3 separate regions of the Homo sapiens genome follow, and all the other regions are linked to region 1. The links are chromatin loops, found by intact Hi-C in ENCODE. Cell type or tissue: adrenal gland. All regions are shown on one strand. Each heading gives the region's core, and the rest is flanking DNA. Links, peaks and the distances in the headings are about the cores only. Region 1 has its middle 22 kb from the start of LINC02983. Region 2 overlaps TNRC18 (trinucleotide repeat containing 18). Region 3 has its middle 44 kb from the start of SLC29A4.

The links. Peaks named below come from ENCODE experiments on the same cell type or tissue, not always from the same donor. Only the 100,000 strongest peaks of a DNase experiment are listed, where the experiment ranks them.
Region 2: a loop joins it to region 1, with 2.2 times the contacts of the local background. A loop is called at or near these places in 79 of 110 quality-filtered maps.
Region 3: it touches region 1 in a loop (2.6-fold over the local background); 79 of 110 quality-filtered maps call a loop at or near these places.

What each region holds. Positions count from the first base shown.
Region 1 is chr7:5,445,400-5,455,518 of GRCh38, reverse strand. It overlaps a transcript of FBXL18 not described here. Among named protein-coding and RNA genes, the nearest start is that of LINC02983, 22 kb to the right of the region's middle. RefSeq lists enhancers at 3,183-3,888, 8,976-9,808. In adrenal gland, for the core only: CTCF peaks have their summits at 4,472 and 4,672 (motif pointing right); DNase peaks (open chromatin) are centred at 2,980 and 4,628.
Region 2 is chr7:5,362,040-5,372,158 of GRCh38, reverse strand. TNRC18 (trinucleotide repeat containing 18) reads left to right here. Exons shown (of 30, transcript NM_001080495.3): 11 at 795-1,784; 12 at 9,334-9,509. Among named protein-coding and RNA genes, the nearest start is that of TNRC18-AS1, 52 kb to the left of the region's middle. In adrenal gland, for the core only: a CTCF peak has its summit at 5,948 (motif pointing left); a DNase peak (open chromatin) is centred at 6,032; H3K27ac peaks cover 1,770 bases.
Region 3 is chr7:5,233,952-5,244,070 of GRCh38, reverse strand. No RefSeq gene overlaps it. Among named protein-coding and RNA genes, the nearest start is that of SLC29A4, 44 kb to the left of the region's middle. RefSeq lists enhancers at 2,996-3,085, 3,559-3,853 and a silencer at 9,339-9,398. In adrenal gland, for the core only: a CTCF peak has its summit at 3,673 (motif pointing left); DNase peaks (open chromatin) are centred at 2,761 and 3,560; H3K4me3 peaks cover 1,050 bases; H3K27ac peaks cover 1,118 bases.

The sequences.
Region 1 (10,119 bases), core at 1,941-6,940:
TGGGCTTGTGGAATTGCTTCTGACGCCAGTGAAGCCAGTGGCGAGCAAGGAGACTAAGGTAGTGCTCCCACGAGAGTGCTCCTTGATGCTACTCCCCAGATAGGCTCCCCAAGAGTACTCCCTAGAGTACTTCCCTGAGGGTGCTCCCCAAGTATGTGGCCTGAGAATGTTCAAGTATGTGCCCTGAGTGCTCCTTGAGAGTGCTACCCAAGCATATGCCCGAGAATACTCCCTGCAGGTGCTCCCGATACTGCTCCCCAGATATGTTCCCCCCCAAGAGTGCTCCCCAGATATGCTCCCAAAGAGTACTCCTTGGAGTGCTCCTCTGAGAGTGCTCTCAAGATAATCCCCAAGAGTCCTCCCCAGTAGTGCCAGGGTTGCTCCCTGAGCAAGAGGATAGGAAGCCAGCCTCGAGTTTGCTGATGAGGCTAACCTCACAGCAAACTCCTAAAGTGACGGCGTGGAAGGTGGCACTCGGAGTGCCAGTGTGACTGGGATCACTCTTAGAGCACCACCCTCCAGGCTCTGGTTTCCCCAACTGTAGGGGTGAGGGCGGCATTGGTAAGCAAACTCTACCCTTTAGGATTCGAGAGATAGAAAATCCCAAACAACAGCGGCTTAGCCAAGCAGCGCGTCCTCTCTCACTGGCAGCTCGGGTGGCCATCTGCGCTGATGGGCAGTGGGGGAGGCGTCTTATGCCCTGGGGACGCCTTCTCCTCCGTGAGTCCCCACTCTGCAACCTGGGTGCTGATGGGGCCCTGCAGGCTGGAGGGTGTCCCTGTCCTCGGCTCCCAGGCTCTGTTGCTCCCTCGCTGTGTGCCCTGGGGCAGCTTCCTGAACCTCTCTGAGCCTCACTCAGGGCCCCATCTGTAAAATGAGGTTCTTTCTTTTCACTCATTGAGGAACTCATTTCTTTCCTCCTGCTTCTCAGAAATCAGTCTGGATGGGTAACAAGACATCAAACTGATACTAATCCAGTGGCCTCTGGAGTGGATGCACAAGATCATTTACTCACGTGAGAAAAAAAAAATAACACTTTCTTTTTAAGTTATTCTTTTCTATAAAATAAGAATAAAACAGCCGAGGCAGGAGGATCACTTGTGGCCAGGAAGAGTTCAAGACCAGCCAGGGCAACATAGTGAGACCCCATCTCTACAATAATCAGAAATCTTAAAAAATTAGCCGGATGTGGCTCGGCACCGTGGCTCACACCAGTAATCCCAGCACTTTGGGAGGCGGAGGCAGGTGGATCATGAGGTCAGGAGTTCGAGACCAGCCTGGCCAACACGGTGAAACCCCATCTTTAATAGTAATACAAAAATTAGCCAGGTTTGGTGGCAGGCACCTGTAATCCCAGCTACTCAGGAGGCTGAGGCAGGAGAATCGCTTGAACCTGGAAGGCAGAGGTTGCAGTGAGCTGAGATTGTGCCACTGCACTCCAGCCTGGGCAAAAGAGCAAAACTCCGTCTCAAAAAAAATAAATAAATAAATAAATTAGCCGGGTGTAGTGGTGCATGCCTGCAGTCCCAGCTACTTGGGAGGCTGAGGCAGAAGGATCGCTTGAGCCCAGGAAGTGGAGGCTGCAGTGAATCATGATTGTGCCACTGTTCTCCAGCCTGGGTGACAAAGCAAGACTCTCAAACCAAACAAACAAAAACTTTGCAGGCCAGTAGCAGTGGCTCATGCCTGTAATCCCAGCACTTTGGAGGCTGAGGCAGGAGGATCACTTGAGCTCGAGTTCAAGACTAGCCTGGGCAACACAGTGAGACCCTCTCTCTAAAAAACAACCAACCAACCAACCAAACTTTGCTAACATTGAATGTACAGATTTGCCTGACTTGTGCTGGTAGGGATCTGGAGCAATCACATTTATCTGAGGCCCCGGCTGTATGGCTCTGTGCAAGCTGCCCCTTTCCTGAGGCCTCAGTTTCCCCCTCCTCCTTTGGGAGGAGACACAGAACAGTCCATGAGATGCTTGGAACAGTGCCTAGAAGGGAGCCGCCGAAAGTCGTAGCTGTCCCTGTCCCATGGGAGAGGTGGATCCTCCCAGGGGAGGAGGGCCGGCCCGAGGTGCTCTGCTCACCCTTTGACTTCGTGTTTGGGACACTCGGAGGCTGGCGTGCGGCCGAATAAGTGGATCTATAGATTAACAAAACTAATCCTAATGAGATGGGTGTATGGCTTAAGAAGATTCTTGCTAAAAAAAAAAAAAACAAAACCTTCCCCCCACGCAAACCCACAAAATCCATCTCAGATTAGAGAGGAATGGTGCAAGCCTCTTGCTCCTTGGAACCCGAGGAGACAGTGGGGGTGACAGTGACGTCATCACATGCTGGCCTGTTGCTATTGGCTGGATGGCCAAGAAGTACCACCCAGTGACCCCCAGCAGGAAGAGGCCCAAATCCATGACATCATCCAGAAGATCCTTTCAAAAAGGGATTTGTCCCCAGTGCCCTTCACAGTCACTGCTGGGAGGAAGAGAGGGGTTTAGAGATGTTTCTTGGCTGGGCACGGTGGTTCACACCTGTAATCCCAGCACTTAGGGAGCCCAAGGCTGGAGGATCACTGGAGCCCAGGAGTTGAAGACCAGCCTGGGCAACACAGCAAGACTCTGTCTCTATATAAAAGAAAATTTTAAAAATAAAGAGAGAGAGAGATGGAGAGACAGAGACAGACAAATAGGCAGAGACAGAGAGAGAGGCAGATGGAGACAGAGATAGCAAGGCAGAGACAGAGATCGAGACAGACTGAGACAGAGATAGAGAGACAAACAAGACAGAGACAGATGGAACTGACAGATTAACCGGAGCGGGGAGAGGAGGCGGGAGGGCCGGGAAGCTGAGCCTGGCGGGCAGGACCTGGAGGCTGACCAGGCCTGGGGCCTCCCCGGGCTGATGCGTGGCCACTATTTCCAAGGCGTGGCCAGACTGGCCCAAGCTCCCCTGATGTTCCGGCCTCTCTGGGCAGAGCGGGGCGGGGCAGGGCACTCAGTGTGCCCTCTGTGTGGGGACAGGGTGGGTCTGCACCTTGGAGGGGAGGAGAGGGGGGCAGGTTCCAGCCCTCTTTCCCCCATGGGGTCAGCTGAGGTTTGGGGATTTCAGGGACATTCCAGGTGCGGGTGCAGCAGCTGCCACCAGACTGCGGGGTGTGGGGCCAGGGACAGGCATAGACCAGGCCCCCAGGAGCGGCTGGGCTCTGAGCCGTCCCTAGGGTGTGGTGGGCATCAGGGGCAGGGCTGGCCACCCCCTCGGCCCCTGCAGTGTGGCCAGGCATTGCCAAGCCATGGGGTCAAGTGTGCCCACCCGCTCCAGTGCAGATGGGGAGACTGAGGCCCCGAGAGGTGGTGGCCAGCCCAGGACCACAGGCCACCCTGGGGCAGGCAGGAGGACCAAGGCTCTGTCTCTTGAGCTCGGCCTCTCCACACAGCCTCCCTCCAGGTGGTTCAACGTCCATGACCAGCCCCCGTCACTCGAGGAGCCACTTGGGGGTCTCCAGGGAGGTCCCTTAAGCCCTCTCCTGTGCACTGCGTCCCTGGCTGTGCCACGCTGGGTACGTGGGCTCAGGTTGTGCCCCAGGACTGCCTCTGGGCAAAGTGGTGGCCCAGCTGCTCCCTGCAGACCCTGGGAGGAGGGGAGAGTGGGGATGGGGAGGACCCTCCTGGGGTGGGACTGGGGCCTGGAGTGGGAGGGTCAAGAGGATCAGGGCAGCAGACACCTCCTAGGTCGGCCCTGGGCTCAGCCCTGGACACGTGGGGATCCTGAAATCATGGCAGCACCACGGAGGAGGCCTGGCTGGGATGGGACAGTCCCCAGGCCATGACAGTGTGAGGAACACAGAGCAGGGTTTGGGGAGGTCACAGCCGGCGGAATGTTCTGGAAGGCTTGGCTGAATCACTGTTAGCAAGACTGAGGAAGCTGGAAAAAGCATTCTGGGGAGGGAGCCGCAGGTGCAGAGCCCCCGGGTGGGAACCGCAGGGCCGTTTATGGGGCTGGCAGTGCAGCTTGGTGGGACCTGCGCCTCTCCCTGAGGCACAGCGCGGGCAGGACAGGTGTCTGTGTGTCTGCGAAAGCCTGCTGAGTCTGTGGGGGCCACAGAGAAGCTGGGGATGGGGCTGAGCTGTGACAGCGCCAAGGTGACAGGTGACTGTCCGGGTGACGGGAGATAGGCTCCGTTCAGGGCATGGTGAAGGACTTGGGGTGAAGTGGACACAGGCCAGGGGGACTGAGCAGAGGGACCCAGAGGAGCTGGAGGGGGGTGGCGGGAGGTGGGGCCCCTCTGAGCTGAGGCCTGGGGCCCCACACAGTGGGGGTGGAGTCGTTGTGTCTGAGATGGGAACCTTGAAGGCCTGCGGGGAGGTGATGTCTCAGCTGGAGTCACTGACTGGGGGCTGGGTGAGAACTCCAAGCTCTCGGAGCCGTTGGACAGGAGAAGGGGAGAGAGTAGGAGGGGACCTAAGCCGGGCACAGGAGTTTCCTGGGGCTGAGAGTTTCCCATGAGGAAAGAAGATGGTGGGTCAGGCGGGTGTGCTCCGCCCCCAGTGCCTCCACACCCCCCACCCTCCAGCCTGGGTGAACCCACCCATCCCAGCCTTGCTGGGGGCTGAGAGGCCCAGCCTGGGTTGCTATGGTGATGGGATGCGTGGCCAGCAGGTGTCACCAGAGCCTGCAGAATCTGGAAGGAGCAGGCGCGGACTGGTGGGGGGCGCCTGTGGGACCCTCTCCTGGGGCCCCCTCCAGCCAGACCAGGCCCAGAGAGGTGCCCTCAGAGCCACCTAGGCCAGGAGCCGGAGACACAGCCCCGCCATTGGGGACACAGCCCAGGACAGCAAGGAGCTCTGGTTGGGATCACGGGAGGGGGATGTTGGCTCAGGGGGAACCCTGTGAGGAGTTTCCAGTCGGCAGGCCTGTGAGAAGCCGGTTCTACCACCGTGGGATCCTGGGCCTCATTTTCCCCGTCTGTAAAATTGTGCCCAGGCCTTGCCCAGAGCAGGGAACCAGTAAGACTTAGAAGTGGCCAGGTGCAGTGGCTCATGCCTATAAACCCAACCTTTTATTTTGTTTTATTTTTTTGAGACGGAGGCTCGCTCTGTCGCCCAGGCTAGAGTACAGTGGCACGATCTTGGCTCACTGCAACCTCCGCCTCCCAGGTTCAAGCAATTCTCCTACCTCAGCCTCCCGAGTAGCTGGGATTACAGGCGCACACCACCATGCCTGGCTATTTTTTGTATTTTTAGTAGAGACAGGGTTTCACCATGTTGGCCAGGCTGGCCCCAAACTCCTGACCTCAAGTGATCTGCCTGCCTTGGCCTCCCAAAGTGCTGGGATTACAGGCGTGAGCCACCGTGCCTCGCCTAAACCCAGCTTTTTGGGAGGCCAAGGTGGGAAGACTGCTTGAGGCCAGGAGTTCAGGACTAGCCTGTGCAACATAGCCAGACTCTATCTCTAGAAAAAATTTAAAAATTAGCTGGGGATGGTGGTGCACATCTGCAGTCCCAGATACCTGGGAGGCTGAGGCAGAAGGTTGCTTCAGGCCAGGAGTTCAAGACCAGCCTGGGCAACATAGCCAGACTCTGTCTCTAGAAAAAATTTAAAAATTAGCCAGGTGTGGTGACGCACGCTTTCGATCCCAGCTACTTGCGAGGCTGAGGCAGGAGGATTGCCTGAATCTAGGAGTTTGAGGCTGCAGTGAGCTGTGATCGCGCCACTGCACTCCAGCCTGGGTGACAGAGCAAGACCCTCTCTCTAAAAAAAAAAAAAAAAAAAAAAGGAACTTCAAAGTATCTCTGGATCAGAAGCCACTTTGACCCAGGAAGCAAGGCACACGCACATGCACACGCCTTTGCACACACGTGTCCGCGGCGTATACAGAGGCACAAGTCTGAATTTCACTGCATTTCACTTCTTGGTTTGAATCTCCTGACAGGGCCTCTGAGGTCAGAGCCCCAGGCCTAGAACACGAATTCCACTGTCTAGAACCATCTACTGAGGCCCCAGGGAGGAAGCTTGGGCCAGGCAGGTCCTGGCTTTTAAAAAATTTGTATATATATACATATATACACACGTATATATATACACGTATATATATACACGTATATATATACACACGTATATATATACACGTATATATATACACACGTATATATATACACGTATATATATACACACGTATATATATACACGTATATATATACACACGTATATATATACACGTATATATATACACACGTATATATATACACGTATATATATACACACGTATATATATACACGTATATATATACACACGTATATATATATACGTGTGTATATATATGTACTTTTTTTTTTTTTTTGGCAGAGACAGAGGTCTCACCATGTTGGTCTTGAACTCCTGGCTTCAAGCGATCCTCCTGCCTCTGTCTCTCTAAGTGCTGGGATCACAGGTGTGAGCCACCGTGCCCAGTCCTGGCTTTACTGCTCCTGCTACGCACCCCTCTCTGAGCCTCAGAGGGGTCCCTGGCCTTGACATCTCCCCCCGGCTGGGCCATAGGACAAGGCCTGGTGACTGATGAATGAGGAAACTAGGTGGGGCCTCTGGAGAATGATGGAGGGCACGGTGGCTGGCGAGCAATTCCACCCTGGAATTAGGTGAATCTGCGGGCTCCCTCTAGCCCAGTCTCCCTCCCCTCCCCAGCCTTCCCCTCCTCTCCTCCCAGGAATGCTGCCAATGCTAGGGATATGCCGAGGCCTGCTCTTCTCCTAAATGAAGTCTCCGCTGCCGGCATTAGCTTACTTTCTGCAGAAAGCAAATTAAAGGGGCTGCTGAGGAAGGTATTTGGATCCTTGGGGCCGCTCCCAGAGTCCTTGCACCTGTCCAGGGGTGGATCTGGCCTGGGGGGCCACCATGGTTCCAGGGCCCCAGTCCCAGGCCCCTTCCTGGAATTCCCCTTCCCAACCCCTGCTCCTGCACGTCCAGCTTTCTTTTCAAAGTCTCGCCGGCCAAAGTGGGGAGGGGGGACTTGCCTGCTTCGTGCCTGGGGCCCTAGCATCAAAATGGCCAGTCGCCTGTCCCTCTGCGGGCTGTTTTGGCCTCTCAAGGTTACAGACCGTGTCTTTAAGTCTCACTGTATATTTTTTCTGATTATAAAAGCAATCAATTTTACCATAGAAATGTCAGGAAATAAGGCTGGGGGTGGTGGCTCATGCCTGTAATCCCCAAGATTTGGGAGGCTGAGGAGGATCACTGGAGGCCAGGAGTTCAAGATCAGCCTGGGCAACAGAGTGAGACCCCATCTGTACAAAAAATACAAAAATTGGCCAAGCATGGTGATGCATGCCTGTCGTCCCAGCTACTTTGGAGGCTGAGGCAGGATCACTTGAGCCCAGTAGTTGGAGGCTGTGGTGAGCTATGATGGCGCCCTGCACTCCAGCCTGAACAAGAGTGAGACCCTGTCTACAAAAGAAAAAAGGCAGTGCCTGCGTCTACCCCCTGCCTCTCTTCGGTCCATTTTTCTCCCTTTGTCTTAGGAGTCTGAGGCTCTGGCCCACCCCTCCCCACCTTCAGTGTGTTTCCTTCCACGGGGTGAGGTACAAAGAGGGAGGGCTGGGGTCAGGGCTGGGCACAGGGCGGGATGAGGTGGGTGAGGGTACCCGTGAGCTTCTCGCCAGGTCTCCTGCCCCACCCACAACTCCCCCAGCCGCTGAGGAGCCCCCAGCAGAGCTGGGGTTGAAGAGGCAGCTTGTCCCCCGACCTTCAGGAATGGCAGCCTGCAGCAACTGGAACAAGGCCCCACCGTAAAGCTCTGTGTGTCCCAGGTAAGGCTGAGAGAGAGAAAAAAGACCCCGACAGCTTTTGTCTGTTTCCTGGCAGGGATGGGGTTCTAAGCTCTCTTTGTCTAGCTGGGGAAGTGGCTTGTAGACCAGGTCAAGGGACAGAAAGCACGAATTCATCCATCCATTAGCCTATCTGTCTGTCTGTTTATCTATCTATCTATCTATCTATCTATCTATCCATCCATCCATTCACCCATCCACCCACTCTTCCGTTCACCTACCCACCCACCCACCCACCTGTCCATCCATCTACCCACCCATCCACCTATCCATTCACTCATCTATCCACTTCTCCATCCATCCATCCATCCATCCATCCACACACTCATCCATCCATCCATCCATCCACTCACCCATCTACTCATTCACCCACCGATCCACCTACCCACCCACCCACCCATCCACCCATCTACTCATCCATCCAAACACCCAATGTGGTAGCGTGTGCCTGTGGTCCCAGCTACTCAGGAGGCTGAGGTGGGAGAATCGCTTGAGCCCGGGAGTTTGAGGCTGCAGTGAGCTATGATTGTGCCACTGGACTCCAGCCTCAGTGACAGAGCAAGAGCCTGTCCCTTAAAAACTAAAAGAAAGTGGCAGTTTTGGAGAGCAAATGCAGCCAGGCCAGTGGCTGGAGAGGCCCCAAGTGGTACTAGAGCAGGTGGCTGTGGGATTGGGTGTTCTGTGTGGGCCTCCCTTGGCCATTCCTGGTCAGCAGTGGTTCGTGAGTTCTGGGCCACCAACCCTCCCTGTATCCTCTTTAGCAAAGTGGAGGGGCCTACAGGGTCACCAGCCCCCTGGGATATGCTGAGGGGGCAACTCTGGGCCAGGAACCCCTCACTGGGTGGGCACGCAGGGCAGGTGCCCTGGAGACCTGTCCCCCAGAATAGCCCCCTGGTATGCCCCTTCCTGGCCAGGCCCCGTTGGGTAAAGGGGGGCATGGTGGAGAAGGTGGGAGGGAATCAGGAAGGACCCCACCTCGGAGCACCAAGTCCTGTCCACCCGGCCCCACCACACTTTGATCTCAGAGCCCCCAGGGGTGGGAAGGAACCCATTTTCAGAATCCATTTCCTCCCTGTCAGTTACAGGGAAATCAGAAGAGAGAGACAATGCCAGAAAAAAACAAACAAAACAAAACAGAAAACCCTCCACAAACCATTAAAACATCCCCTCTCCCCGGCACTCCACCCTGGCCTCAGCATTGTTTTCCAGAGATTTCTTGGGTGAGAAGAATGAAATTCAGTTCAAAGAAATGTTTATGGAAAACAGTGTCCAGTGTCCAGTGCTGGCGGGGCAGTGGGGTCCTCTCCTGGGAGGAGCCTCGGCCTGTCGGGGGGACGGCTCTGAGAGTCCCCTCCTGTGTCCCCCATGGGGTGGGGCGCTGCAGGGAGCACTGCAGGTCGAGGGAGCAACGCTCAAGGTCAGTGCCCAGCAAGCTGAGGTAGGAGGCTCCGGGTATCCAAGAGCAGCCAGACCTCCTAGGGAGATGGGCGGGTGGCCACAGCCTAGGTTGCTTCTAATGACAGGAGTTTGCTCTTGCACAGTGCTGGAGGCCAGCAGTCCGAACTCAAGGTGTGGGCAGGGCTGGCTGCTTCTGGAGGCCGTCGGGGAGGCTCCGTTCCAGCCCTCCCTGCAGCTTCCCGAGGCTCCAGAAATCCTCGGTGTTCCCAGGCCTGTAGCTGCATCGCTCCCATCTGTCTCCGTCGTCACATGGCCTTCTCTGTGCCTGTGTCCCCTCCTTTTCTTTTCTTTTTTCTTTGTTTTTTTTTTGAGATGGAGTTTCTCTCTGTCACCTAGGCTGGAGTGCAATGGAATGATCTCAGCTCACTGCAACCTCCACCTCCCAGGTTCAAGTGATTCTCCTGCCTCAGCCTCCCGAGTAGCTGGGACTACAGGCACCCGCCACCACGCCTGGCTAATTTTTTGTGTTTTTAGTAGAGACGGGGTTTCACCATGTTAGCCAGGATGGTCTCGATCTCCTGACCTCATGATCCGCCCGCCTTGGCCTCCCAAAGCGGTGGGATTACAGGTGTGAACCAGCCCGCCCGGCGCCCCTCCTTTTCTTGGAAGGACACCGGTCACTGGATTTAGGGCCCATCCTAAGCCCAGGATGATCTCCTCTTGAGATACTTAACCAATGACACCTGCAAAGATCCTGTTTCCAAATAAGGTCACATTCTGAGGTCACAGGTGGACAGGAAGTTTTGGGGGAACATCATCCAACCCCCTGCAATGGGAAAATTGACATGCAACTATTTGTTGTTGTTGTTGTTGTTTTTGTTTTGAGAAGGAGTCTCCCTCTGTTGCTCTG
Region 2 (10,119 bases), core at 3,015-8,014, 84 kb after region 1:
GAGGTGGAGCTTGTAGTGAGCCGCGATCGCGCCACTGCACTCCAGTCTGGGTGACAGAGCGAGACTGCGTCTCAAAAAAAAAAAAAAATTAGCCAGGCGCGGTGGGTCATGCTTATGCTTCTTGTCCCAGCTGCTCGCGAGGCTGAGGCAGGAGATTCGTTGGAATCCAAGAGGTGCAGGTTGCAGTGAGCTGAGATGGCGCCGTTGCGTTCCAGCCTGGGCAACAAGAGTGAAGTTCTGTCTCAAAAAAAAAGGAAATGGGGTCTCACTCTGTTGCTCAGGCTGGTCTTGAACTTCTGAATTTAAGCGATCATCCCCCTTTGGCCTCCTAAAGTGCTGGGATTACAGGCGTGGCCCACCACGCCTGGCTCTGCTGTTAGATTTTGAACAACTGCTTTAATGGGGTGGAGCAGTAGGTTCCTGGGGAGTGGAGACCAGACCACACAAGGTGGGTAAAGGCAGCTGTAGGCCTTTGCAGACCTCATGAAGTGTTGGCTTCTGGTCTAGCCTTGTGCTGGGTGCTGAGTGGGAAAGGAACAAGAGAGACCACTGTGGTTCTTTGCCTTCAAGACCACAAGACCTTGGGGACAAGAAGGTGGCTGGTTTTTCACTTTGGGGCCACTGCATGGCCCTGGGGTTTCTGAGATCCCACCTAGAACAGCTCCCACCCTGTAGCTGGGTGAGCAGGGGGCGGCTGCGTCCTGGGTCTCTGTCTGGGGTGGTGGGCGGGTGTCAGTGGGGACATGGGATATCAGATCCTAGGGCTCCCATGCTGACCCCTGTGTCCTTGGCAGATATCCCGCCCAGGTACCCGTTCCAAGCCCTGCCACCGCACTACGGGAGGCCCTACCCTTTCCTGCTGCAGCCCACGGCCGCCGCCGACGCGGACGGCTTGGCCCCTGATGTGCCGCTCCCGGCTGATGGGCCCGAGCGCCTGGCACTCTCACCCGAAGACAAGCCCATCCGCTTGTCCCCCTCCAAGATCACAGAGCCGCTGCGGGAGGGCCCGGAGGAAGAACCGCTGGCTGAGCGGGAGGTGAAGGCAGAGGTGGAGGACATGGACGAGGGCCCCACAGAGCTGCCGCCTCTGGAGTCGCCGCTGCCACTGCCCGCCGCGGAAGCCATGGCTACCCCCAGCCCTGCAGGGGGTTGTGGAGGTGGCCTGTTGGAGGCCCAGGCGCTGAGTGCCACCGGGCAGAGCTGCGCAGAGCCCTCTGAGTGTCCAGACTTTGTGGAGGGGCCTGAACCACGGGTGGATTCCCCGGGCCGGACAGAACCCTGCACCGCCGCCCTGGACCTGGGGGTGCAGCTGACACCCGAGACACTGGTGGAGGCCAAGGAGGAGCCGGTGGAGGTGCCTGTGGCGGTGCCCGTGGTGGAGGCAGTGCCCGAGGAAGGCCTGGCGCAGGTGGCACCGAGCGAGTCCCAGCCCACCCTAGAAATGTCAGACTGTGACGTGCCCGCCGGGGAGGGACAGTGCCCGAGCCTGGAGCCCCAAGAGGCCGTGCCTGTACTCGGCAGCACCTGCTTCCTGGAAGAGGCAAGCTCTGACCAGTTCCTGCCCAGTCTGGAGGACCCACTGGCTGGCATGAACGCCCTGGCGGCAGCTGCGGAGCTGCCCCAGGCCAGGCCTCTGCCCTCCCCGGGTGCTGCTGGAGCCCAGGCCTTGGAGAAGCTGGAAGCAGCCGAGAGCCTTGTCTTGGAGCAGAGCTTCCTGCATGGCATCACCCTGCTAAGTGAGATCGCAGAGCTGGAGCTGGAGAGGAGGAGCCAAGAGATGGGAGGTGAGAGTGCGCGACCTCTGAGTTCTGCAGATTCGTGAGTTTTAGTTTTGTGGTGATGGGGTCTTGCTGTGTTGCCCAGGCTGGAGTGCAGTGGCACAATCTTAGCTCACTGCAGCCTCAAACTCCTGGGCTCAAGTGATCTTCCCTCCCCAGCCTCCCCAGTAGCTTGGGCTACAGGCGTCCACCACCATGCCCAGCTAACTTTTTAAAAAGTTCTTTTTTTTAGAGATGGGGTCTTGCTCTGTTGCCCAGTCTGGTCTCAAACTCCTGGACTCAAGTGATTTTGCCCACCTTGACCTCCCAAAGTGCTGGGATTATAGGTGTGAGTCGCTCGCTGTGCCCGGCCTCTTAAACATTTTTTTATAAGATTTTTAAATTATGAAAAACCCGGAATATGGTTTATTCATATTAATTTTTTAAAAAATTGTGGTTAAGATACACATAACAAAATGTTCCATCTCGAGCATTTTTAAGCGTCCTGTTGAGTGAGTGGCATGTTAAGTGTGTTTGCACTGTGCAGCCAGTCTGTAGGTTTCCTGGTGGTGAAATTTCTCATTCTATTGATGGTGTGTTTTAGCAGGATTTCTTGGGTTGCAAGGAACAGAAACTCTCATTTAAATTGGTTTAGGCAGGAGAGAATTAATTGGCTCTTGGAACTGAAGTCCGGCAGTAATTAGGTAATTTCAGGTATGGCTGGATCTAGGTGTTCAAGCCAAGAAACCAAGTCTTTCTTTTCCTACACAGGCCCTTCCCTAGTCTCTCTCTCTCTGTGTCCCCGTCTCCTTCCCTCCTTCCCTCCTTCCCTCTTGCTGTTCGACTTTTCTCTCTGTTGGCCTCATTCAAGGCCGACTTACTGTCCTCACTGGGGTGGGGGGTGGTCTGTCAGTTCCTCCCAGGTCCCTGGGCCTGCTCAGCAGCCTTCCGAAAGAGGCCACCTCTTTCTTGCTAGCTTTGGCAAAAACACTGAGATTCATTCTCAAGGGCTGACTGCGGTTCATGCTTTGTTGTTGTTGTTTTTCTTTTTTTGAGCCATAGTCTCCCTCTATCACCCAGGCTGGTGTGCAGTGGTGTCATCTCGGCTCACTGCAGCCTCCGCCCTCCCGGGTTCAAGTGATTCTCCTACTTCAGCCTCCCAGGTAGCTGGGATTACAGGCATGTGCCACCATGCCTGGCTAATTGTTGTATTTTTAGTAGAGATGGGGTTTTGCCATGTTGGCCAGGCTGGTCTCGAACTCCCGACCTCAAGTGACCCGCCTGCCTTGGCCTCCCAAAGTGCTGGGATTACAGGTGTGAGCCACCGCTCCCAGCCTCGGTTCATGCTTTTTGCGGGCATCAAACTGAGTTCTGGGACATGGGCTGCGCTGATCATTACCTGTCCTTTGATCTGGGATGTGTTGCCTCTGGGGTGTAGGGAAGGGGGAGGGTAGTTCTCAAAGAGAATGGGATGCCTTCAGCAGAAAGGGCACTGAATGCTGGGCCAGACACAGAATGACTGATGTTCAGCATGGAAAACTGGGCCTAGAACTGGTTTGGAGGAAGGGCCGGGGCAACACCCGTTGAAGAGATGATATCCCTGCCAGTGTTTTAGTATATTTCCTCTAGAACACACATACACATATTTACTTCTCAAATTAAGATCTTTTTGTAAATAGTGTTCTGTAACCTGCCCTGCCCTTTTCACTTAAATTTTTTTTTTTTTTTTTTTTTTTTGAGACAGAGTCTCACTCTGTCACCCAGGCTGGAGTGCAGTGGTGCCATCTCGGCTCACTGCAACTTCCGCCTCCCAGGTTCAAGCGATTTTTCCTGCCTCAGCCTCCTGAGTACCTGGGATTACAGGCACGCACCACCATGCCTGGCTATCTTTTTGTATTTTTAGTGGAGATGGGGTTTCACCATGTTGGCCAGGCTGGTCTCGTACTCCTGACCTCAAGTGATCCACCCGCCTTGGCCACCCAAAGTGCTGGGATTACAGGCGTGAGCCACCGCGCCCGGACACTTTACTTAAAATGTTCTTTATTAAACATTTTTCAAAGCTGTGGGTTTTTTAATTTTTTTTTTTTTTTTACAAAAAGTAGAGATGGGGTTTCGCCATGTTGGCCAGGCTGGTCGCGAACTCTTGAACTCAAGTGATTTTCCCACCTTGGACTCCCAAATTGCTGGGATTACAAGCGTGAGCACCCGGCTTAAAGCTGTGGTTTTTAAAAAATCATTGTTTTAGGGACTGCCCAACTTTCTGCCTGGTGGTGGCCCTGGCCCTTGATGACCCAGTCTTAGATGGTCAGGCATTTTCGTCTGCTTTAAAACAAAGTTGTTTTTTTTTTTTCTCCGTTGCAAATAACATGATGGTTATCCTTGAAGAAAAAAAAACTTTGTCCGTATCTCTGATTTGCCTGGGATTGTATGCCCAGAGGTAGAACTGTTGGGTCCAAACAAGGCCACATTTTTCAAGGCTTTGTGACTGTCATGGTCAGATGGCCCTCAAGGAAGCCTGGAGAAGCCACGCTGCCATTGGCCTGTGTGAGCAACGCCCCCCTCCCCACTGGGAGGCACTTGTCCTAAAGTTCATTGCTGCTTTTCTCTCACGAAAATAGTTCAATAGAAACTTTTTTTTTTTTTTGGGTAGAAGAAAATCAAAATTCCCTTGGTTGGCCAGGCACGGTGGCACACGCCTGTAATCCCAGCATTTTGGGAGGCCGAGGCGGGCAGATCATCTGAGGTCAGGAGTTCGAGACCAGCCTGGCCAACATGGTGAAACCCCATCTCTACTAAAAATACAAAAATTAGCTGGGCGTGGTGGCGGGCACCTGTAATCCCAGCTACTCGGGAGGCTGAGGCAGGAAAATCACTTGAACCTGGGAGGCGGAGGTTGCAGTGAGCCGAGATGGTACCACTGCCCTCCAGCCTGGGCAACAAGAGTGGAACTCCATCTCAAAAAAAAAACAAAAAACAAAAAACATTCCCTTGGTCTTCCCACCTGGTACTGGTTTTGTTTTTGTTTTTAATTATTTCTGGGACAGAATCTCCCTCTGTTGCCCAGGCTGGAGTGCAGTGGTGTGATCTCCGCTCACTGCAAGCTCTGCCTCCTGGGTTCAGGTGATTCTCCTGCCTCAGCTTCCCAAGTAGCTGGGATTACAGGCACATGCTACCACATCCAGCTAATTTTTGTATTTTTAGTAGAGACGGGGTTTCCCCATGTTGGCCATGCTGGTCTTGAACTCCTGGCCTCAAGTGATCCGCCCGCCTCAGCCTCCCAAAGTGCTGGGATTACAAGTGTAAGTCACTGCACCCAGCCCAGAATTCTCCACCCTATTAGGACACCAGCCTTACGGAATGAAGGCCCACTGTCATGACTTGAACTTGACCACCTCTGCAAACGCCCTGTCTCCCACAGAGGTCACCTAATGAGGTTACTAGGGGTTAGGATTCTCGCATATTAAATTAGTGGGGACACGACTGAACCCATCACCACTGGCCTAGAGGTCACTTGGGCGTCCCTTGCCTGATCAGTTAAGAGCTTAGGGATAATAGGTTTGTGGGAGGGTGAAGGAGGTGACAGAGTTGTACCTTGGTCCCCTCTTGGAGAACAGAACAGCCCTCCATCCTTACCTGACATTGTAGACTCTTAAGTCTCGCAGGACCTCGAGGCGGGGGTATGGGGTGGGTGAGATGGTTTCAATCTAACATCAACCTTTGGGAGCTGATCAGGTTTGCGGCTTTGTGGCCTCAGTTTCCCTAAAGATATAAGAAGAGCGGCCAGCCGCGGTGGCTCACGCCTGGAATCCCAGCACTTTGGGAGGCCAAGGCAGGCGGATCACTTGAGGTCAGGAATTTGAGACCAGCCTGGCCAACATGGGGAAACCCCATCTCTACTAAAAATAAAAAAATTAGCTGGGTGTGGTGACACATACCTGTAGTCCCAGCTACTCAGGGGACTGAGGCAGAATTGCTTGAATCCAGGAGGCGAAGGTTGCATGAGCCAAGATTGGTCACTGCACTCCAGCCTGGGCGACAGAGTGAGATTCTGTCTCACAAAAAAAAAAAAAAAAAAAAAAAAAAGATATAAGAAGAGCAAAACAAGCATTCTCAACTAGGGATGATTTTGTCCCCCCAGGGGACATTGGCAACCACATTTTTGGTTGTCACAGCTTGGGGGGAGCACTACTGCCATCTAGTGGGTAAAGGCAGGGACTCAGCAAGACACCCTACAGTGAAGGCAGAGGACAAGCCCCCAGCAGAGATGCGAATGAATAGTGAAATGTGAATAGTGCCAAGGAAGAGAAGCTCCCCCTCAGCAGCATCATTAGTCATGTCTGTCTCTGGAACTTTGCACACTGCCAATAGAGAATATGGTTTTCGGCTCACCGCAGTCTCCGCCTCCCAGGTTCAAGCGACTCTCCTGCCTCAGCCTCCTGAGTAGCTGGCATTATAGGCATGCGCCACCAGGCCCGGCTAGTTTTTTGTATTTTTAGTAGAGATAGGGTTTCTCCATGTTGGTCAGGCTGGTCTCGAACTCCTGACCTCAGGTGATCCGCCCGCCTCGGCCTCCCAAAATGCTGGGATTACAGACGTGAGCCACCACACCCAGCCAAAAATTGGTATTTTAGATCACAAAGAAAATGTCAGCCGGGCATGGTGGCTCACGTCTGCAATCCCAGTACTTTGGGAGGCTGCGGCAGAAGGACTGCTTGTGCCCAGGAGTTTAAGACCCGCCCGGGCAACATGGCGAGACCCCATGTGCATTAAAAAAATGAAATGTCAATTGAAAAATTATAATAGAACTCATTTAAATTTGGTAGAGACTAAAGCAAGATCTCTGTGGTTGGAGCACCCTTCCTGGAGGGTAGGGGGAGTATTTATCAGAGAACTGCACACACCTGGTCATATTCATCACACTGGTGAGGCTCTTCCTGTCACACGTGTCCCAGCTATGTGCCCATGTGCTCCTATTACAAAAAGATAGGAGGCCGGACACGGTGGCTCACGCCTGTAATCTCAGCACTTTGGGAGGCTGAGGCGGGAGGATCACTTGAGCCCAGGAGTTCAAGACCAGCCTGGGAAACATAGCAAGACCCCATCTCTACAAAAAAATACAAAAACTAGCTGGGTGTGACGGCATGTGCCTGTGGTCCCAGCTACTCAGGAGGCTGAGGCAGGGTGATTGCTTGAGCCTGGCAGCTTGAGGCTGTGGTGACGTGTGATGGTGAACTCCAGCCAGGGTGGGGGACAGAGTGAGACCCTATCTTGAAAAGACAGGAAACAATCTAAATGCCATCAATGGGAGATGACTTAGATGAATCAAAACTCATCAATTCAAGAGTGTTCTAGGCTGCCCTTCCGCCCCCGCCCCCCCACATGATTCTGCGTAGGCTCCTTTGCACGTTTGGCCATTTAAAATTGCTGGCATTCTAGTGTTTTTGACCTTTAGAGATGGCAGTTTTTATAAGGTCCAAGCTCATAATGAGGAGGTAGATGTTTGCTTTGTGCTAATATGAGAAAAGACATTAAGCAGAAAAAAAGCAAAATGTGATACAGTATGTACTGATTGAGATCTTTTTTTTTTTTTTTTTTTTCCTGAGACAGCCTCCCTCTGTTGCCCAGGCTGGGGTACAGTGGGGCTATCATGCCTCCCCGCAACCTCTGCCTCCTGGGTTCAAGCGATTCTGGTGCCTCAGCCTCCCAAGTAGCTGGGATTACAGGTGGTCACCACCATGCCCAGCTAATTTCTGTATTTTTAGTAGAGAGGGGGTTTTACCATGTTGGCTAGGCTGGTTTCAGACTCCTGGCCTCAAGCCATCCACCCGCCTCGGCCTCCCAAAGTGCTGGGATTACAGGCATGAGCCACCGTGCCCAGCCTGAGATCGTGTGTGTGTGTGTGTGTGTGTGTGTGTGTGTGTGTGTGTGTGTGTGTGTGTTTTCTTTGAGACAGGCTCGCTCTGTTGCCCAGGCTGGAGTGCAGTGGTGTGATCATGGCTTACTGCAGTCTCAACTTCCTGGGTTCAAGTGATCTTCTTGCCTCAGCCTCCCGAGTAGCTGGGACTACAGGCACCCAGTTTACATTTATATTTTATTTAATTTTGTTTTTGAGCTGGAGTCTCGCTGTGTTGCCCAGGTTGGAGTGGCTCAATCTCAGCTCACTGCAACTTCTGCCTCCTGAGTTTAAGCAGTTCTTATGCCTCAACCCCCGAATAGCTGGGACTACAGGTGCTTGTTACCATGCCCAGCTAATTTTTGAATTTTTAGTAGAGACAGGGTTTCACCATGTTGGCCAGACTGGTCTCAAAACTGCTCACCTCAAATTATCCACCTGCCTTGGCAACCCAAAGTGTTGGGATTACAGGCGTGAGCCACTGCACCCGGCTTATTTTTATATTTTAAAGGATGCCCGTGGATGTCGTGTGCATTTGAATATGCATAATCATTTCTGGAACTGTCTACTGGAAACTGCACCCACAGTAGCCTCCCGAGGGAGGGACCTGTGTGTTGGAGGAGGAAGGAAGCGGGCTGTCTTTTTTTTTTACACCTTTCTGCTTGGTTTGTGTTTTTCATCCTGGGCTTTTTTCTGATTATAAGAGCTATGCATATTCACTATGGAAAAATGCACGTACAAATAAGTGGAAGGAGAGCCGTACTGCTGGAAAGAACCCTTCGGTCTTTGGAGGCCCTCCCTCTGGAGGCTTATGCTGTGCCTAGCCTGTACTCTGTGAATAGAGCACAGGACCCTGTGCCAGGCGTGCTGCCTTCTCTCCTGTTCGATTGATTGATTGATTGATTGAGATGGAGTCTCCCTCTGTCACCCAGGCTGGAGTGCAGTGGCGCCATCTCGGCTTACTGCAAGCTCCGCCTCCCAGGTTCTCGCCATTCTCCTGCTTCAGCCTCCCGAGTAGCTGGGGCTACAGGCGCCCGCCACCACACCCGGCTAATTTTTTTGTATTTTTTAGTAGAGATGGGATTTCACCGTGTTAGCCAGGATGGTCTCCATCTCCTGACCTCATGATCTGCCCGCCTCGGCCTCCCAAAGTGCTGGGATTACAGGCGTGAGCCACCACGCCTGGCCTATTTATTTATTTTTTTTGAGATGGAGTCTTGCTCTGTTGCTCAGGCTGGCATGCGGTGGTGCAAACTCAGCTCACTGCAACCTCTGCCTCCCGGGTTCAAGTGGTTCTCCCGCCTTAGTCTCCCGAGTAGCTGGGATTCCAGGCGTGTGCCACTACACCCGGCTAGTTTTTGTTATTTTTAGTAGAGGTGGGGTTTCACTGTTTCACCATGTTGGCTAGGCTGGTCTTGAACTCCCGACCTAAGGTGATCTGCCCGCCTCAGCCACCCAAAGTGCTGGGATTACAGGCGTGAGCCACCATGCCTGGCCTTCTCCCCGTTCTTGTTTAGAGATGCTCAGGACTTCCGGCATGTCACAAAGGCCTCTGTCTACTCAGCACCTTGGGGGATGGGCACGTGTGGCCTGGGGCCTGCGCTTGCTTTGGGCCTCGGCATCCCCGTTTGGGGTTGGGGAAGGGGTGGCAGCAGCGCCCTGTTACCTACCTCCTGTCCACAGGTGCGGAGCGGGCCCTGGTGGCGCGGCCCTCCCTGGAGAGTCTGCTGGCAGCTGGCAGCCACATGCTGAGGGAGGTGCTGGATGGGCCCGTGGTGGACCCACTCAAGAACCTGCGGCTCCCGCGGGAGCTGAAGCCCAACAAGAAGTACAGCTGGATGCGCAAGAAGGAGGAGCGGGTGAGCGGCTGGCTGCTTCCTCCCTGGGGTCCGCGGGGGAGGCTGGGTGGGAGGCCCCTCTGTGGAGGTGCCCTACTGCCTGGGGCGTGGCTGGCTTTGGCGCCAGAGAGGCCTGAGCTACGTTCAGCTCCTTGTGCTGATGTGCTGTGTGGTCCCAGTCAAGTGGTTGCCCTTCTCGGGGACTCAGTTTACCTGTCTGCTAGCATGTCAGGCTCATCACACAGGTCGCGGTGTGATCCACTGGAAACAGAGTAGCCCAGGGTCACATGTAGCTCTGGCCTTAGGTGCCCACGGGGCCTGGGGCTGCAGCATCCCCTTGCTGAGCCTTCCGTTTATAAATGACACAGTGGCCCTCACTGATGGAGCAGGTGTCACACGCAAGCACTGTGCTTCAGGCATGACATCTAATTGAGCACTGCCACAGCCCCGCAGAGCCAGCACAGGGTCCCTTGCATACGATGAGGCCATGGCCACAGTCAGGAGGTGGCAGCGGTGGGACTCGAGCCCCAGCTCCCAGTGCAGTCTCCCCTTCCTCAGGGGCACCCCTGGGTGGGCGGTGGGCGTCGTTAGGCAGTGGCATCCTCACCCCCTCCTCCTCTCCCGGTTCTTC
Region 3 (10,119 bases), core at 1,727-6,726, 210 kb after region 1:
TATGCCCAGCTAGGGGCAGGGACAGTTTGTGAAAAGAGCCACTTGCTGCCATGTAGGACGAGCTCTCTCTCTCCGATGACCCCATCCAAATCCTTCTGGAGGACAGGGCCTGGGGAGGGACCCGTGCTCCGAAGCCCCAAAGCCCTCTCTGATGGAAACTGCCCAGTGATGGGCACAGCTCTACGTGTCTTCATCTTTCTAGGAGCCCAGAGGTTCTTCCAGATTTGGGGTGCCTCCTTAAGAGGGACCCCCAGAACACTGACACAGTCTGACCCCTGGAGTCAGGGGGTGGGGACAGGAGCTGATCCCTTGAACTTCCTCAAAAGGAGCAGAAAGCTGAAAATAACCAGAAAAGATGCTCCCCAGAGCCTTAAGCAAAGGAGCTCGTCTGAACAAATTGCGGGTTTTTCTCCTTTGCCGGCAACACGGCAGCCACAGCCCTCAGCCCTGCCTGCGGTGCCCACCTGAAGCAAACAGAGTGACTTTGCCAACCACAGTGACGTTCTGCATTGGTGTAGGTTTCAGGACAGAATGGAGCAGCCTGGGCGCTCCCACGAAGGTCAAGAAGGACATAAATGACAGAGCTGGCCAGCGGCCAGGACGCGGGGCCCATGGTGGGTTCTGGGGCAGTGGCCAGGGACCCTCCTGGGGGCCATTTGTCAGCACCAAGGAGGCTGCAGGGACCTGACTGCGAGTCTGTCAAGAAGAGGGCCGCAGGCAGCCTGGGGCATGGTGCCATGGTCTGGGCTTGGGGGTGGATGGTGGCCAATCCCAGAACGCATCTCTGCATCTCAGAAGGGGCCCAGGGAAGCCAGGGTGGGGTGGCTGAGGGTGGGGAGCTATGCAGATCCTGGCTCTTCAGACAAGGACAGCAGGGGCCTCCCCCGGCCCTGTTCCCTCAGCCTCTGCCAGGAGCAACTGAACCCTGTCCTGCCCTGTGCCACCAGCTGGGATGAGTTACCTTGCCCAGGAGAGTCTTCTATTTGGGGAGGGGTGTTTTGTGAGCAAAGTGCCCTGAAGCCAATGGGTCACTGTGCACACCATGAGGCGTTTCTTTCATTCTAAGGTGTCACTTAGTTACGGATTTCCAGGGGACAGGTGGCCAAATTAATGACCCTGGGCTGTGAAACACTCCAATTTTCTTTCTTTCTTTCTTTCTTTCTTTCTTTCTTTCTTTCTTTCTTTCTTTCTTGCTTGCTTGCTTGCTTGCTTGCTTTCTCTCTTTCTTTCCCTTCCTTCCTTCCTTTCTTTCTTTCTCTCTCTTTCCCTTCCTTCCTTTCTTTCTTTCTCTCTCTCTTTCTTTCCCTTCCTTCCTTTCTTTCTCTCTCTTTCTTTTCCTTCCTTCCTTCCTTCCTTCCTTTCTTTCTCTCTTTCTTTCCCTTCCTTCCTTCTTTCCTTCCTTCCTTTCTTTCATTCTTTCTTTCTTTCTCTCTCTCTTTCTTTTCCTTCCTTCCTTTCTTTCTATCTTTCTCTCTCTCTCTTTCTTTCCCTCCCTCCCTCCCTCCCTCTCTCTCTCTTTCTTTCTTTCTTTCTGACAGAGTCTCACTCTGTTACCCAGGCTGGAGTGTAGGGGTGCGATCTTAACTCGCTGCAATCTCCGCTTCCTGGGTTGAAGCGATTCTCGTGCCTCAGCCTCCTGAGTAGCTGGGAGTACAGGCACGCACCACCAAGCCTGGTTAATTTTTGTATTTTTTAAAGGAGACGGGGCTTTGCCATGTTGGCCAGGCTGGCCTCGAACTCCTGGCCTCGAATGATCCACCTGCCTTGGCCTTCCAAAGTGCTGGGATTACAGGCGTGAGCCACCGTGCCCCGCCCCTAACACTCCAATTTCATAAACACCACCACAGGGAAGGAATGGTCTTAGAATGAGTAGGTGGCTGCGTGTGGTGCCTCATGACTGTATTCCCAGCACTTTGGGAAACTGAGGTAGGAGGACTGCTTGAGCCCAGGAGTTTAAGACCAGCCTGGGCAATGTACCGAGAACCTGCCTCTACAAAAAGGCATAGTAGTGGGCACCAGGAGTCCCAGCTACTTGGGAGACTGAGGTGGGAGGATCACTTGAGCCCAGGAGGTTGAGGCTGCAGTGAGCTGTGATCCCACCACTGCACTCCAGCCTGGGTGACAGAGTGAGACCCGAACTCTAAAAGAAAAAAGAAAGAATGAGGCTGGGTGCAGCGGCTCATGCCTGTAATCCCAGCACTTTGGGAGGCCGAGGCAGGCGGATCACCTAAGGTCAGGAGTTCGAGACCAGCCTGGCCAACATGGCGAAACCTCATCTCTACTAAAAGTACAAAAATTACCCAGGCGTGGTGGCACGTGCCTGTAATCCCAGATACTCGGGAGGCTGAGGCAGGAGAATCGCTTGAACCTGGGAGGCGGAGGTTGCGGTGAGCTGAGATTGTACCACTGCACTCCAGCATGGGTGACAGAGTGAAACTCCATCTCAAAAAAAAAAAAAAAAAAGGAAGGAAGGAGGGAGGGAGGGAAGGAAGGAAGGGAGGGAAAAAAAAGAGAGAAAGGACCATGTATTGCCCAGGCAGAGCCTTATGGTTTACACTCACTGCTCTCGAACCTCACTCCCTGTACCTGCTGTTATCTCCGTGGGATGCAGGGAAGCCAAGGGCCTCTCTAGCACTTTCTCCATCCTGAGGTGCTGGGCAGCTCTCTCCTCAGGCTCTCTCGGGAGCTGTCTGTGCTTGGCCACCCTCCTTCCCCGGGGACATATCAGACTACACAGTGCCTGCTTCAGAGCAGACAGCGTTTGCTGGTGCGGGGTGTGTGTGTGTGTGTGTGTGTGTGTGTGCGCACGTGTCTATGTGTGTGTGTGTTGGGAGAGCCTCTGTCTGAAGGCTGAGGTCAGGAGCTCAGAGTCAAGCCGTCTGGGGGTGATGCTCCGGTCGCCCTCTCTAGATCTGACTGGCTTTTTCTTTTTCTTTCTTTCTTTTTTTTTTGACATGCACTCTCACTCTGTCGCCCAGGCTGGAGTGCAGTGGCGCGATCTCGGCTCACTGCAACGTCCGCCTCCCAGGTTCAAGTTAGTGTTCTGCCTCGGCCTCCTGAGTAGCTGGGATTACAGGCGCCCGCTACCATGCCCAGCTAATTTTTGTATTTTTAGTAGAGACGGGGTTTCACCATGTTGGCCAGGCTGGCCTCAAACTCCTGACCTCAGGTGATCCGCCTGTCTCAGCCTCCCAAAGTGCTGGGATTACAGACGTGAGCCACCTCGCCCGGCCTGACCGGCTTTATCGATTCACCATTTTAAATGGTGATGAATCGGCTCTCCCGCGGGGGAATGGCATGATTAGGAAACAGGTCGTTGAGAGGGGAGGGGTGGCCAATAAGAAGGCAGGCGGCCAGGAGGCCGTGGGGCTACAGACAGGGGAGGGAGCTGCCGCTGGAATGGAGTCCCACTGTGGCAAGGTCACCCTCTCCCCGGAGGGAGAGGCGCCCTCCGAGACCCACATTCATCCACAGGCGGTAACGAGAACAGAGTGAAATTCCCATTGTCGGAGGAAGCCAGGTTTCTCCACGGCCTCTGTTTGCCATTTTTGCATTGGGAGTTCATTCAAACTAGCACATTGGCGAAGCTCCCGGGTGCGACCGCCCAGCCCCCAAGGACACAGTCTGACCAGGGCACCCTCCCCCACAGCTCGCCAACCCACCAGCCCCGCAGATGTCTGCACAGTTGGGAGACTTCCACCACCTAGTGGCCGTGAAGAAAACCATCCACCCTCCTCAGAGCTCGGGGTTGGGAGGAGACTCAGGCGGCTCCTGAGGTCCTGATGGTCTATCCGTCTGTGTCTCGCAGCGTTAGGGTCCAGAGAAACACAGGAAAGGCAGGGCGGGGGCGGGGAGGGGTGCAGGGGAGCTCACCTGGCCCGGCCTGCCTCCCTTGTCTACCCAGCTTGCAGGGCCTCAGCAGCTCCAGGAGTCTGACAACAGCGCTCTGGGGAGGAAAATCTTACCAAGGAAGAGTTTGTAACTGTAGCATGCTTGTAAACTAGAATATTATTATTTTTTTTTTTGGTAGAGGCTGCGGCGGGTCTCAAACTGTTGCCCAGGCTGGTCTCGAACTCCTGGCCTCAAGTGATCTTCCTGTCTCAGCCTCCTGAGTAGCTGGGCATATCAGCCCACCTGGCTAATTTTTTTTTTTTTTTTTTTTTTTTTTTTTGAGCTGGAGTCTCGCTCTGTCGCCCAGGCTGGAGTGCAGTGGCGCGATCTCGGCTCACTGCAAGCTCCGCCTCCCGGGTTCACGCCATTCTCCTGGCTCAGCCTCCCGAGTAGCTGGGACTACAGGCGCCCGCCACCACGCCCGCCTAAGTTTTTGTATTTTTAGTAGAGAGGGGGTTTTACCGTGTTAGCTGGGATGGTCTTGATCTCCTGACCTTGTGATTCTCCTGCCTCGGCCTCCAAAGTGCTGGGATTACAGGCGTGACCCACCATGCCCGGCCACACCTGGCTAATTTTTTAATTTTTCGTAAAGACGGGGGTCTTGCTCTGTTGCCCAGGCTGGTCTTCAACTCCCAGCCTCAAGCAATCCTCTCACCTCGGGCTCTCAAAGTGCTGGGATTACAGGTGTGAGCCACTGTGCCTGGCCCCTAGGATACTATTTTATATTTCTAAAGATATCTGCATTATTTATTTATTTATTTATTTATTTTTGAGACAGAGTCTCACTCTGTCGTCCAGGCTGGAGTGCGGTGGCGCCATCTCGGCTCACTGCAACCTCCGCCTCCCGGGTTCAAGCGATTCTCCTGCCTCGGCCTCCCGAGTTGCTGGGATTACAGGCACGCGCCACCACGCTCAGCCAATTTTTTTATATTTTTAGTAGAGATGGGGTTTCACCACGTTGGCCAGGCTGGTCTCGAACTCCTGACCTTGTGATCTGCCTGCCTCGGCCTACCAAAGTGCTGCGATTCCAGGCGTGAGCCACCGCGCTCAGGCAATTTTTTGTATTTTTAGTAGAGACGGGGTTTCACCATTTTGGCCAGGCTGGTCTCGAACTCCTGACCTCGTGATCCGCCCGCATCAGCCTCCCGAAGTGCTGGGATTCCAGGCGGGACCCTCTGCGCCCACCGGGTGCTTGGCTTTAAAGGTGACTTGTCCTCCCGCCCACGCCATTCCTCAGAGTCACTGCAGGACTGAATGAATGGCGAGGGCAGGCGGGCAGGAGGCTCCAGGACTTCCTTCAGAGCCCGTTTCATTTTACTTAGGGCTTCTGCTAGTTAGTACCCGTGTGCTCTGGGATGCTGGTTTAAGCAGAAAATCCCAGCTGTTATTTCCAAAGCTGGTGGCGGAGTTTAGAAGTTTCTCGACTTAACATGCACCGTGCCTCCTCACACCGAGCGCAGATCCGCGCCCTGCAGACAGAGCTGTGCGCGCCAGGGAGCCAGTTCCCCAACCCTGCCGTTCTGCGGCCCTCGGTGGACTTCGGTCCGAACTCTCCCAGGTCCCCAGGCTCAGGCACAGGCTCAGCACTAAACGCACCAGGGAAGGTCAAGAGGAGGGCGCTGAGGGGACCTCCCCGAGGGAGAGGAAAGGCAGGGAAAAGTCTTCAGATTCCCTTGAGGAAAGGTGCTTCGCCGTCGCAGGGAGCCCAAGCACATTTCTGCGCTGACCCACTAAAAAGTAATGTCGCACAGGAAGAAAAAGCCACTTCTAAAAGCAGCAACAGGGCCGGGCGCAGTGGCTCACGCCCGTAATCTCAACACTTTGGGAGGTCGAGTCGGGTGGATCACCTGAGGTCAGGAGGTTTTTTTGTTTGTTTGTTTGTTTGTTTTTTGTGACAGAGTCTTGCTCTGTCGCCCAGCCTGGAGTGCAGTGGCGTGATCTTGGCTCACTGCAACCTCCGTCTCGCAGGTTCAAGTGATTCTTCTGCCTCAGCCTCCCGAGTAGCTGGGACTACAGGGGCGCACCACCAAGCCAGGCTAATTTTTTTTTCTTTTTTAGTAGAGACGGGGTTTCACCATATTGGCCAGGCTGGTCTCGAACTCCTGACCTCAGGTGATCCGCCCACTTCAGCCTCCCAAAGTGCTGGGATTACAGGCGTGAGCCACCGCGCCCGGCCGAGGCCAGGAGTTTGAGAACAGCCTTGGAAACATGGTGGAACCTCGTCTCTACAGAAACATGCAAAATTATCCAGGCTTGGTGGTGCGCACCTGTAATCCCAGCTACTCCAGAGGCTGAGGCAGGAGAACTGCTTGAACCTGAGAGGTGGAGGTTGCAGTGACCCAAGATCATGTCATTGCACTCCAGCCTGGGCTACAGAGCGAGACTCCCATCTCAAAGAAAAAAAAAATAAAATCAGAAGCAGAAGCTGTAACAGAAACAGAAATCAGCACAGGGAATAGTGGAGTCTTGTGTGTGTCCGAGGGATGACACGATGCTCAGCGTCTGCTCAGACAGACGGTGGCTGTGAGAAGCCCTGATGGGAGAGCTGCCAGCCTGGACAGCCGGCTGTGAAGACTCCACGCCAACCAACGTCCCGCAGGCCGCACGGAGATGGGCAGGACCGAAACACACAAGGCTTGGCCTTTGATGAAAAGGAACTCCCCAAGCCAGAAGGAAGTGTGTGATGAAGCAATTCAGCTCAGAGAAGGATGTGCTTCTAGAAGAATCGCCGCATCAGCACTATGTTTAAACTCACATGCTAATCCAAACATGGACCGGCAAGAACGCAGGCGGAACAGGTCCACCGTGTCCTGGCCCACGCACAAGCGGGCCAGCTGTTCCACCAACGCAATCATTCAGCTGCGGCGACACCCGGAGGGGCTCCCCTGTGTAATGCCCCCCACCCTGGGAGAGCTGGGTTTCTTTTTGTTTTCTTTTTTCTTTTTCTTTTTTTTTTTTTTGAGACGGAGGCTCACTCTGTCGCCAGGCTGGAGTGCAGTGGGCGATCTCGGCTTACTGCAAGCTCCACCTCCCGGGTTCAGGCCATTCTCCTGCCTCAGCCTCCCGAGTAGCTGAAACTACAGGCGCCTGCAACCACGCCCGGCTACTTTTTTGTATTTTTAGTAGAGACGGGGTTTCACCGTGTTAGCCAGGACTATCTCGATCTCCTGACCTCGTGATCCACCCGCCTCGGCCTCCCAAAGTGCTGGGATTACAGGTGTGAGCCACCACGCCTGGCCGAGTTGGGTTTCTTTAAAAGATTTTAGTCAGGCTTCTGGCATTTTGCTATAATATTCTAGGTAGAATTATAGGGCAATTTGGTACAAATTAGATGTTTAAGGCTGGGCTCGGTGGCTCATGCCTGTAATCCCAGTACTTCGGGAGGCCGAGGTGGGTGGATCACGAAGTCAGGAATTCGAGACCAGTCTGACCAACGTGGTGAAACCCCGTCTCTACTAAAAGTACAAAAATTAGCCTTGCGTGGTGGTGGGCACCTGTAATCCCAGCTACTCAGGAGGCTGAGGCAGGAGAATCGCTTGAACTTGGGAGGCAGAGGTTGCAGTGAGCTGAGATCGCACCACTGCACTCCAGCCTGGGTGACAGAGTGAGACTGTCTCAAAAACAAACCAAACAAACAAAAACAAATGAGATGTTCAGCCTGTGAGTAGGCAACAAAAAAATAGAACACAGGTTTTAATTTTAAGAGAGGGGGTCTTGCTATGTGGTCCAGACTGGCCTTGCCTCAAATTGCTGGTCTCAAGCGATCCTCCTGCCTTGGCCTCCCAAGAAGCTGGGATTATAGGTGTGAGCCACCACGTCCAATTCTTTAGCGTGTTATAAAATGCTGATAGCAATGGGCTTTCAGTCAGATTTGGTGGGGGAATGTAATCAGTATGTTCACCTGAAGCTCAGGCAGGCACACACACACACACTCACAGACACACACACACACACACATGCACGCACACTGGCAGCACCAAAAACAGCTTCACCTAAAATGAAGTGTTAAGAGGAATCTATTTACATTATAACTAACTATAGAAAGAAACGATGTAGAGGTGAGGAATCAAGACAGTCTCTTCACATTCTGAACTTTAGAAAGATTTCATTTTTCTTTTTTCTTTTTTTTTTTTTTGAGACAGAGCTGTGCTCTGTCACCCAGGCTGGAGTGCAGTGGCATGATCTCTGTTCACTGCAAACTCTGCCTCCCGGGTTCAAGCGATTCTCCTGCCTCAGCCTCCTGAGTTGCTGGGATTACAGGCACATGCCACCATGCCCATGTATTTTTAGTAGAGACGGGGTTTCACCATGTTGGTCAAGCTGGTCTCAAACGCCTGACCTTGTGATCCACCCGCCTTGGCCTCCCAAAGTGCTGGGATTACAATAGGCATGAGCCACCGCGCCCGGCCTCATTTTTCTAAATTAGAGACTTTCCTAGCTGGTTATTAGGGAAGGGTAAGAACTGGTCACATCTCAAAACCCTGAGATTGGTTTTGTTTTGTTTTTGTGCTTCAGAAAAACCCACAGATTGAAAAGGTATGACATAGGTGAAGGGTTATGACCTGGGTCAGAACTAAAAGATACGTCAGAAAAACCCTATCTGCTTGGCCAATGATTATCATGATATATTTTCAGTAAGAAATAAGTCATAAAAAAGAGAATTCTATGTAAAGCAGGGAGGCGACCCAAACAGAAGTCCCACGGTTTCCCTGCACGTTCTTTTTACATCTCCAACACCACAGAGCTGAAGCCGAACGGTCCCGCCTCTCTCTTAAGTACGCTTGTAAAATAACGCATTTGGATTTCCTGCTTGCTGGCCATGGTGTCACATGTCCGTTTCTTTTTCTTTTTCTTTTTTGAGACAGTCTCACTCTGTTGCCCAGGTGAGAGTGCAGTGGCATGACTCAGCTCACTGCAACCTCCACCTCCCGGTTTCAAGCAACTGTCCTGCCTCAGCCTCCAGAGTAGCTGGGATTACAGGCACCCACCACCACGCCTGGTTACTTTTTGTATTTTTAGTAGAGACAGGTTTTGCCATGTTGGCCAGGCTGGCCTCGAACTCCTGACCTTAGATGATCCGCCCGCTTCTGCCTCCCAAAGGGTTGGGATTACAGGCATGAGCCACCTCATGTACATTTCAAACAAGTGACTCGGTCATTCCCTGCATGCAAAGGTCTGGTCTACAAAGATGTAGGGCAGGGGACACACGAAACAACAAGCCTGGCCCATCCCCACCCTTTGCCAATGTGGTTATGAAAACCACGAGCAGCGGGGCGAGGTGGCTCATGGCTATAATCTCAGCACTTTGGGAGGCCGAGGCGGGTGGATCACTTGAGGTCAGGAGTTCGAGACCAGCCTGGCCAACATGGTGAAACCCGGTCTCTACTAAAAATACAAAAATTAGCCGGACGTGGTGGTGCGTGCCTATAGTCCCAGCTACTTAGGAGGCTGAGGGAGAATTGCTTGAACCCAGGAGGTGCACGTTGCAGTGAGCCGAGATCGTGCCACTGCACTCCAGCCTGGGCGACAGAGCGAGACTCAGTCTCAAAAAAAAAAAACCACAAAAACCCCCAAACAAAAAACTAAACCAAAAAAACCAGACGAGCAACAGGGATGAGCATGTTTTCTGCCACCCCTTGTCCCGTTTCCTTGGCTAAGCTGTGGCCAAAGCACTCCCGGCCTTTTACACATGGAGCCCACTGCTGGTTGTGGAGGTAGGAAGACTCCCTCTCTCCCCTCTCCAAATGAAACCGTGCGTGGGAAGAATCACCCAGTTCTCTCTGTGGCAGGGAACGGCAGCCATGGAGCTCCTGGGTCCCCTGACAGGGGCAGGGCCTGCTGTTCCAGGGCGCCCACCACCTCCCAGACCAGCTCGCACCACCTGCCCGTTAAGCTTGGTGTTGAGAAAAGGCGGGGATGAAAGAGACCCACGTGTAACCTCCATGTGAATTACACTTTTTTTTTTTGAGACAGAGTCTTGCTCTGTCGCCTAGGCTGCAGTGCACTGATGCAATCTTGGCTCCTGGCAACCTCTGCCTCCCAGGTTCAAGCGATTCTCCTGCTTCAGCCTCCCAAGTAGCTGGGATTACAGACGTGCACCATCCCCCGCCCCACCCCCCCAGCTAATTTTTGTATTTTTAGTAGAAATGTCGTTTCACCATGTTGGCCAGGCTGGTCTCGAATTCCTAACCTCAAGTGATCCGCCCACCTTGGCCTCCCAAAGTGCTG